3 separate regions of the Homo sapiens genome follow, and all the other regions are linked to region 2. The links are chromatin contacts, found by Hi-C or POLR2A ChIA-PET in ENCODE. All regions are on one chromosome and are shown on one strand. Each heading gives the region's core, a stretch centred on a gene start or an enhancer-like site at or near the end of the contact. The rest is flanking DNA. Distances are from core to core; before and after follow the strand shown. Region 1 holds the start of CCNY (cyclin Y). Region 2 holds the start of ZNF438 (zinc finger protein 438). Region 3 holds the start of ABI1 (abl interactor 1).

Region 1 (2,700 bases), core at 73-2,572, 4.3 Mb after region 2:
CTGGCATTGTGGGCGTCGGGAGGGAATGCGAACCAACATTTACTCTACTTCTCTCCCAGCCAGGCATGTTCACATACCTTGATCTTAGTCAACTGGCCTAAGTTAACTTGTTCCCAACATGACAAAACCCGATGGCATTCTAAAAGCAAAGCAAAGCAAAGCAAGGGCAGTCGATGAGTTGTGTTAACTTAGTTTTCTATCTCATGTTAACCTCCAAGGAACTCAAAACAACTCCACAGCGAATTCAATATTAAAATAGCTCTGGGACCCCAAGATTTATTTCACAGCTTAAAGCAAGGTCACTATCAAGTCCTCGGCAAAGCTCAAAATACAATAGAAAACTCCCAAATCAAGCCCCAGCTTATTTAAATGCTTAGAAAAAAAAAATAGCCAGGTGCCGTGGCTCATGCCCGTAATCCCATGGGAGGAGTCCAGACGGGAGGATTCCTTGAAGACAGGAGTTCGATACCAGCCCGGGTTACGAAGCGAGATCCCATCTCTACAAAAAGTTAACACACACACACACACACATTCACCACCTTAGCCTGGCTTAGTGGCGGGCGCCCGTGTTACAAAGGGAGATCCCATCTCTACAAAAAGTTAACACACATACACACCCTACCTTAGCCTGGCGTAGTGGCGGGAGCCTGTAGTCCTCGCTACTTTGGAGACACACACACACACACACACCCGTAGTCCTCGCTACTTTGGAGACACACACACACACACACACACACACACCTTAGCCAGGCGTGGTGGCGCGCGCCTGTAGTACCGGCTACTTTGGAGGCTGAGGCGGGAGAATCGCTTCAGCCTAGGAGTTCGAGGCTGCAGTGAGCCGAGATTGCGCCACTGCCCTCCAGCCTGGGCGACAGAGCGAAATCATACCTCTAAAAAAATAAATTAGAAAAATAAAAAGACAAAAAGAGCCAGCCCGGTTTCGGAGAGGCAGGTGCAGCCTCAGCGCCCTGGGCCTGCGTCCCCGACCGGGCCCTGGCTGCGCTCCCGCCCGCTGCGGGCCCCGGGGACGCACCTCGCATCCCGCGCTGGGCCCCGTTCCGTCCAGCCCGGGGGAGTGGAGGAGGCAGAGGCCGGGTGGGGAAGGGCCTCCAGAAACCGAGCTCCCGACGACGTCTCCCGCGACCCCAGTGCCCGAGAGAGGAGCGGCCCCCGGGAGCGATCCCACAACCGCGCGGGGCTGCGCCGCCCCGAACCTCCCCGCGGCCGCCGATCTGCTTCCAGGGCAGAGGGAAGGGGCGGTGACGGGGCGGGGCGGGGGCTGCGGCGAGGGCGGGCGCCGCTGGCGAGGGAGGGCCGCCAGCATCCTCCCTGGCCGCGCCGCACCGCGCCGCGAGGAGTCCGGGGGCTGCGCCCACGCCCGCTGCCCGCCCGCTCGTCGGCTAGTCCCGCCGTCCGGCGCGGACACGCGTGCCCCCGGCTTGAACCGGAACCTCTTGCCGAGGCGGCCGCCGTCGCCGCAGCCGCCGGGGAAGCGGACACCAACTGGGGAAGCGCGGGGGGGAGGCGGCCTGCGCGGCGCCGCCCGCCATGGCCGCGGCGGGGTGAGGTAGGCGCGGCGGCCGCAGTCGCGCGGACCCGAGCGCTCCTCCGCCGCGGATAGGCCGGCCGAGGGGGAGCCGGGGCCGTCGCCCGCTCGTCGCCGCCGCCGCCGCCGCCGCCCATGGCGAGGCCCCGCCGCCGCCGCCGCTGCTGACCCGGCGGCCGGCCGCCGTTCCGCCCCCTCCCGTGGCGGCGAGCGGGCGGGCCTCCCCACACGCCCCCGCCGCCCGCGCCCCGCGTCCACCCGCGCCCCGCTCCCGGGGACTGGGAGAACAGGATAGCAGCAGGAGTCGGGGGGCCGCCGAAGATGGGGAACACTACCTCGTGCTGCGTGTCGTCCAGTCCCAAGCTCCGGAGGAATGCCCACTCCCGGCTGGAGTCCTACCGGCCAGACACGGACCTGAGCCGCGAGGACACGGGCTGCAACCTGCAGCACATCAGCGACCGGGAGAACATAGACGGTGAGTGCGGCCCGCCGAGCCCCCTACCCGCCCCCGCGGCAACAGTCGCACAGCCAACGTCGGGGCGGCCCGGCTGCTCTTGCTTGCCCAGCCGGTCTCGGCGACCCGTGCATAACCGGGGCTTCGCCCGCGCAGCCTAGGCGCCCGGGGCCCCGCAGCCTCTGGGCGTACCCCTCGCTGGTTACCCCCAAGTGAGCGGCCGCGGAAACTTTGCAGGCCCGCGGCATCGAGCACGGCGGGCCTAGGGCGGGTGTGTGCGCGTGGGTCGCGAGGTGACAGGAGCCGGCCCTCGTCCTTAATGGAGCGGCCAGAGCTGGGTGGGGGCGGCCCGGGAGCTCGGGGTTCCCGGCACTACCTGAATGCAGCCCGAAGCCAAGTTGTGCACGCGTTTGTCCTATAAAAGCGAAGTGAGTGGATTCCCATTTTGGAATCCCGGTGTCTCCAACCTCGAGTTGGAGAACCATGTTGAGTCAGTTCCCCGGAACCTTACAAATGGACTCCACTTCCCCCGTTCCCATTCTACCGTTTTTTTTAAAAAATGATTTTTTTGAGTGGCGGTTCCAGGATTAGTCAAATAGCTTCTCCCGAGAATGCTCTTTAAAAGATTGTCAGACACCTTTGGGTTAAGTCTCAGTTTTTGCATGGGCCCGAATTGCAGTCCTATGAATTTCTGATTTAT
Region 2 (2,700 bases), core at 103-2,602:
ACCAACAAACAGATAAACCATCGGCTCTCATTTTAGATAAGAAAAACAAAGTTCCAAGTTTGCGTGACTTGTCCTTGGACACGAAGCTAGTTAACGAATAGAACAAAAATTAGAAGCCCTGCTTTCTGATTCAAAGGCTCTTCCTACCTGGATGAAAAGATATCACACTCCTGAAATGAATTTACAGAAATGTGAACTCTCGAGCTCCTGTATAAATACACCCTGAAGTGTGCACAGTATTCTTCCCTTCAAAGTTCCTGAAGACTACTAGTCCCGGAGTTTGAGAGGCATTATAGTCTAGTAATAACTAATCGATAATGTAGTACCCCTTGACCAAAATATTCAAGCAGTCAGATACGATGATTGGATATTCCAAATCGATACAGCAATCCTTAAAACTCAGTGAGTCTGTGTTGTCTATAATGTGCTAGTTCCAGCACACTGAAAGCTTCCTCTGCAAAACCCAGACAACGGGGGCATTGTAATTGCCAAGAGTACCGTGCTAACGATACCTGTTATTTCTTGGGATCCCCATTCTATCAAGTTTAGTGACAACAGTTCGATCACCCAACAGGCTCCAGTGTGGTATAGAATCAGATGGAGGGAAGGTTGTCGGGGGGAGGCAAAACAGTGAAAAAGTTCCCCTTCTACAAGATTCCTGGTCAAATAGCCAGTGGCTACCACATTCCTCAGAATAACCAAGTGTCTGTGTATAAGCTTTCTCCTAGCAAATTTACACACTTGTGTTATCTCACGTGTTCCTAGTGCTGTGGGAACAACCATTAGGGAGGCCAGAGGCTGCTGTACCTCCCTTTTACACAAAAAAGAAAACTGAGGCAGCAACTGGTTATCTTATAAATGTGTCCACGATGACTTGGTCACTTGTGGGATCCCAACGGCCAGGACATAGGATTCCTATTCTCTGAGAGGAAGCTTCCATCCCCTACTTAACATGTCAAACTCCAAGGCTGAGAGGGGGAAGAAAAGGAATCTAAGTCCCTTTATCACGGAAGAAAAAAAGGGACTCTCCATTTGGACTTTCCGCCCCTTCTAAGGCCTCGCTCCCAGGCTCGGAGACGCGCCCCGCCCCAGGGGAAAAGGTGCTGGCCCGGCCCCACGGGGCGCGGCCTCGCCTCCCGCACCCCAGGTCCCTACCGCCCAGCAGGGCGCGCTGCCACTCTGAGCAGACACCTGTCCCTTCGCCACAATCGGCGACTCCCCAAGGAACTGACGCCCCCAGAGCCACCACCACCGCCGGGACTGCCAGCTGCCAGCGGGCCCCGCAAGCCCTAGGAGCTGCAGGAATCCTCGTAAACTTACAGTTTTCCTACAGCGTGCGCGTCACAGCGGGGTGACGTCACGGGCCCAGCAGTCGGGGAGGTCAAGCCACGGGGCGCGGGCCGCTGGGCCCCCAGGCTCCGCCCTCGCCCCGCCCCGGCGCCGCGGCGGGAGACACGCCCCCGAGCTCCACGCCCTCGAGCTCCACGCACCTCCCCGTAGCAGACACCCCGCGCAGGCGCAGACGGCCTCTGCGCCCGCATGCCTGTGGGCTTCGCCGACCGGGGCGCCTGCGGCGGCGACTGCTCTACCAAAGCCTCACTCAAAGCCTGAAGTCGGGGTTAGAGGAGGAGGAGGGGCCGACAAAAGGGGACGGAGACCTTCAGAAATACTGTAAACAAGCTGTCGCCCTGGGGGCTGGAGTAAGACGCCTGGGTTGTGAGGTAGTTTTTCCACAGACATTGCCCGCCTTCCTCACGTGTTCGTTAAAAGTTCTCCACGTGTGGAAACAGCCATTTGCTCTCCATCAGGTGCTGGCGGGTCCTCAGCCCTGAAAAGACAGCTCTCCCAGGGTCCCTCGCTCCTCCCCGGCTCGACGCGGCTCCCGCTAGACTCCGCCCAGACCCCGAGCAGTCCCCGCCCATCTCTTGACTATGCCCCTCCCACGCCCACTTAGGCCTTGCCCCTGGGTCCCGCCCTTCCGGCTCCCGCCCCTGGCTCCCGGCTCCCGCGGGCCCCCACCTGCCCTTCTTGCCCTGGCGCCGCCTCCAGCCCAGCCCGTTTCTTGCAGATTTTAGCTTCTCCCTTGCCTGCCGCCTTTCCCGTTTCGGCTCGGTGAAGCTACCTATGGGTTGCTGTTCATTTAACAAACGGTGATCCGGATAAACATGTTCACTTCTTCGCCTGGGCAAACTTTCCAGCCCCCGACCCACTCATGTCACGATACCTTCCCGTGTCCAAGTCCGGCTCTCTGCTCCCCACTTTTTTTTTTTTTTTTTTTTGAGACAGAGTGTTTCTCTGTCTCCCAGGCTGGAGTGCAGTGGCGCGATCTCAACTCACAGTACCCCCTGCCTCCCGGGTTCAAACGATTTTCTTGCCTCAGCCTCCTGAGTAGCTGGGATTACAGGCGCGCGCCACCACAGCCGGCTAATTTTTATGTTTTAGTAGAGACAGGGTTTCACCATGTTGGCCAGGATGGTCTCCATCTCTTGACCTCGTGATCCGCCCGCCTCGGCCTCTCAAGGTGCTGGGATTACAGGTGTGAGCCGCCGCGCCCGGCCTCTTTGCTCTTTTATACTCTCAGAAGCAATGAGTTCTGGTTAAAAAAAAGGGCTCGATAGACGGAAAAAATGAAGGCTTAAAGAACTGACAACAAAATATTAACATTTGGCTTGTGGAATTCTTACACTCTCGTAAGCAGAA
Region 3 (2,700 bases), core at 185-2,684, 4.2 Mb before region 2:
ATATTTATACAAAGGACTGTGCTACTTTGTTTCTAGCGCAAACTGTTGGTTTACACAGTTAAAGATCTTCAAAACAAACTACCACACACAATTCACTTCCAATCATCCAAAGAGAAACGAACAAACAAGCATCTGTCACAAAGTCCCAAGAGTTTTCTAATTTACAATAACAGATATTTTTACGTTGTAGTTCAGAGGCTACCTCTGTTCGTTTCTGTATTTGGATTCACATACTATACATTTACTTAGCTTGTTAAGAGAGAAACCTCAGAAAATAAGCAACCGGCGATGACACCAGTCTATTTTAAGTTACTTATGAAGCCTACAGCTCAAGAACTTTTGGGAGAAGGGAGGGTAAGCCGTTTTTCCAAGGAGTTAAGAACAATTCGTGTTTGATAATTAATGATAGCAGCCCTAACAACCTCTTAGAATACATTATGGTGGGGCGGAAGTGAAAACGATGAGAGGGGGAAAAAAATAAAAAAAACCCGACTTGAAAATGGACAAGCAGACAGATTTACAAACCTTCAATTAAAGGAATTTTAAGATGAACTTCTCTCAAACGCCCTCCCTCACTCCCCACACCCGCTTCCTCCTCTCCTCCGGGAGGTCGGTGTAATGTGACTCATGACAAATTTTTTTTAAATAAATAAATAAATAAAAGACACACCCTCTGGGGGCTGAAACTGACATAATCGCCCCCACCCCACCCTCCGCCGACACACAACACACACCCCGCTGGTCCTCTCCCTTCTGCGGCTTCAGCCTCGTCCCTGCCCTCTCCTCTCCCCTCTCCCGTCCTGGACCTCCTCTCCCGGCGCAGAGAGGCGGCGCGGCGGCAGCTCGGGGGTATTCCGGGACTCCAGCCCTGCGGACTGGAGGCTACCTGGGGGGCGCGCGACCCCGGTGGCCGGGCCCTGGGGGAAGCGGACGCGAGGGGGGCGCCGGGCTGCGGCAGCGGCGGGCTCCCGGCTCCCTCGCCCATTTTCTCTCTCCCCTTCTATCGGTTTCCACCACCACAGCCACTTCCTGTATCGCAGCCCGACTCCCTCAGCCCGGCCACTCGCTCTGTCCCCGGTTGGGGCTGGGGTTGGGGCTGCGGTAGGGGCTCGGGTTGGTGGCAGCCGCTGAGGTCAGGGCAGTTCCCCACCCCGCCCAGTGGGCTGGTCACTCCGGCGGGTCCTCGACCCGGCCAGCGCCCGCCGGCCGCCAGAGCGCCTCACCTGTATGTAGTTGTTTTCACAGTAGTCTGCCACCCGAGTCAGGTTCTGGTAACTCTCGATCAGCGCCCTCTTGCCAGACGGGATCTCCTCCTCTAGTAACATCTGCAGCTCTGCCATTTTCCACCCCTCTGCATCGCTTCCTCTCGCGTTAAAGAGACAGAGGCAGCAAGGTCCGCCGAGGCTCCGAGCACCTCACAGCCCGGATACAAACCGCCTACCCGCCCTCCCGCCTGGTATTGTGGGACGGCACCTCCTCCCCTTCCTCCTCACTCTCTCCAGCCCCCCTCCACCCCCTTCGTGCAGCCGCCTGAACCTCGTTCTCTCGCGAGCGTTTATTTCTCCCACCCCCACGGACCGCGGGATTTTTTTTTTCTTTCGCACTGTCTTCTGGGAATTGTAGTCTCTCCTAGGCTAGGCGGCCCGTCCAAAGCGCATGCGCCCAGACACCTCCGAAAACCAACGCGGCAGAGCGCAGAAAGCGGAGACCGAGGGTGGAGGGAGGGGGCGGTGTTGGGGGGAAGTCCGGAGTTTCCTCACAGCTCCGGAAGGTGGCGCCACAGGGTGATACTGGGGGAATGAAATCGGTTCCCCAAGTTTCATGTGAAACTTGGCAGAACTTGGTTAATTAGGAAATGTCAGTGAATCAAGGACACCCATTCAGAGAAGGATTAAAAAGGGGACAGAGTACGGAAAACTAGATTTTTACTTCCTCTGCCTTCTTAGAAATAAAGCGAGTCAGGCTTTACTTTCTGAAGTTCCGCCCCCATCAATTCATTTAAAATTTAGCAAACATTTCTTGATTGCCAGCTGTTTACCAAGCAGCGTACTAGACACTGGGGGTACAAGTTGAGTACGAATACTCCGTACCCTTAAAGACTCAATTATAAAATAAACATACATAGCTTGTAGTGCTTTCCTGTCCTAATTTCTCTTTTCTCTGACTCTCCTTATCATGTAATCTTCCTACACTTTTAAGGTCATGTGCACGTTTTTTTAGGGGTGGGAGTTGTTTGCTTGTTTGAGACAGGATCTCACTGTTACCCAGCCTGGAGTACAGGGGCACAATCATGGGTCTCTGCAGCCTAGACCTCCTAAAGTCAAGCGATCCTCCTGCCTCAGCCTCCAGAGTAACTGGGACTACAAGCGTCGGTCACTACACCTGGCTGAGCTTTTTAATTTTTTATAGCGACAGGGATCAAATTATGTTGCCCTCGCTCGTCTCGAACCCCTGGCCTCAAGCAATCCTTCTGCCTCAACCTCCCAAACTGCTAGGATTACAATCATGAGCCACCCACCCTGATCCTTCGTTTTTTGCTCCTGGATTTTTGTTTTGTTTTGTTTTTATCACCTGCTTTGGAATAGTCTCAAAAGGCCCTATATTTCAAGCTCTTCACTTCAACAGGAACATTAAATGCTTCGGATATAATCAGCTATGAAAAGTGTTGTCCAAAGACTTTGGACATATGTTCATGTATCT

The links. Hi-C counts contacts between places; a loop is a spot of excess contacts on that map. ChIA-PET counts read pairs that join two places held with the same protein, here RNA polymerase II (POLR2A). Pooled maps may share reads with other maps.
Region 1: a map of naive thymus-derived CD4-positive, alpha-beta T cell shows a loop between it and region 2 (19-fold over the local background). The contact joins the promoter of CCNY here to the promoter of ZNF438 in region 2. A Hi-C loop is called at or near these places in 2 of 168 maps with a recorded cell type or tissue (naive thymus-derived CD4-positive, alpha-beta T cell and sciatic nerve) and 5 of 50 pooled maps.
Region 3: a loop to region 2 is called in a map of CD8-positive, alpha-beta T cell, with 13 times the contacts of the local background. The contact joins the promoter of ABI1 here to the promoter of ZNF438 in region 2. A Hi-C loop is called at or near these places in 1 of 168 maps with a recorded cell type or tissue (CD8-positive, alpha-beta T cell) and 7 of 50 pooled maps. POLR2A ChIA-PET finds 5 or more read pairs at or near these places in 1 of 52 experiments (RWPE1).

What each region holds. Positions count from the first base shown.
Region 1 is chr10:35,335,187-35,337,886 of GRCh38, forward strand. It overlaps CCNY (cyclin Y), which reads left to right and starts at 1,323. Exons shown (of 10, transcript NM_145012.6): 1 at 1,323-2,021. The coding sequence starts at 1,868. It overlaps CCNY-AS1 (CCNY antisense RNA 1), which reads right to left and starts at 1,238. Exons shown (of 4, transcript NR_186477.1): 1 at 1,034-1,238; 2 at 742-890. RefSeq lists a silencer at 949-1,688.
Region 2 is chr10:31,030,513-31,033,212 of GRCh38, forward strand. ZNF438 (zinc finger protein 438) reads right to left here and starts at 1,353. Exons shown (of 7, transcript NM_001143768.2): 1 at 1,321-1,353. It overlaps LOC105376481 (a long non-coding RNA gene), which reads left to right and starts at 1,996. Exons shown (of 3, transcript XR_001747410.3): 1 at 1,996-2,700. RefSeq lists a silencer at 1,015-1,574.
Region 3 is chr10:26,859,524-26,862,223 of GRCh38, forward strand. It overlaps ABI1 (abl interactor 1), which reads right to left and starts at 1,435. Exons shown (of 11, transcript NM_001012750.3): 1 at 1,224-1,435. The coding sequence starts at 1,340. RefSeq lists silencers at 808-957, 1,068-1,157 and an enhancer at 1,478-1,677.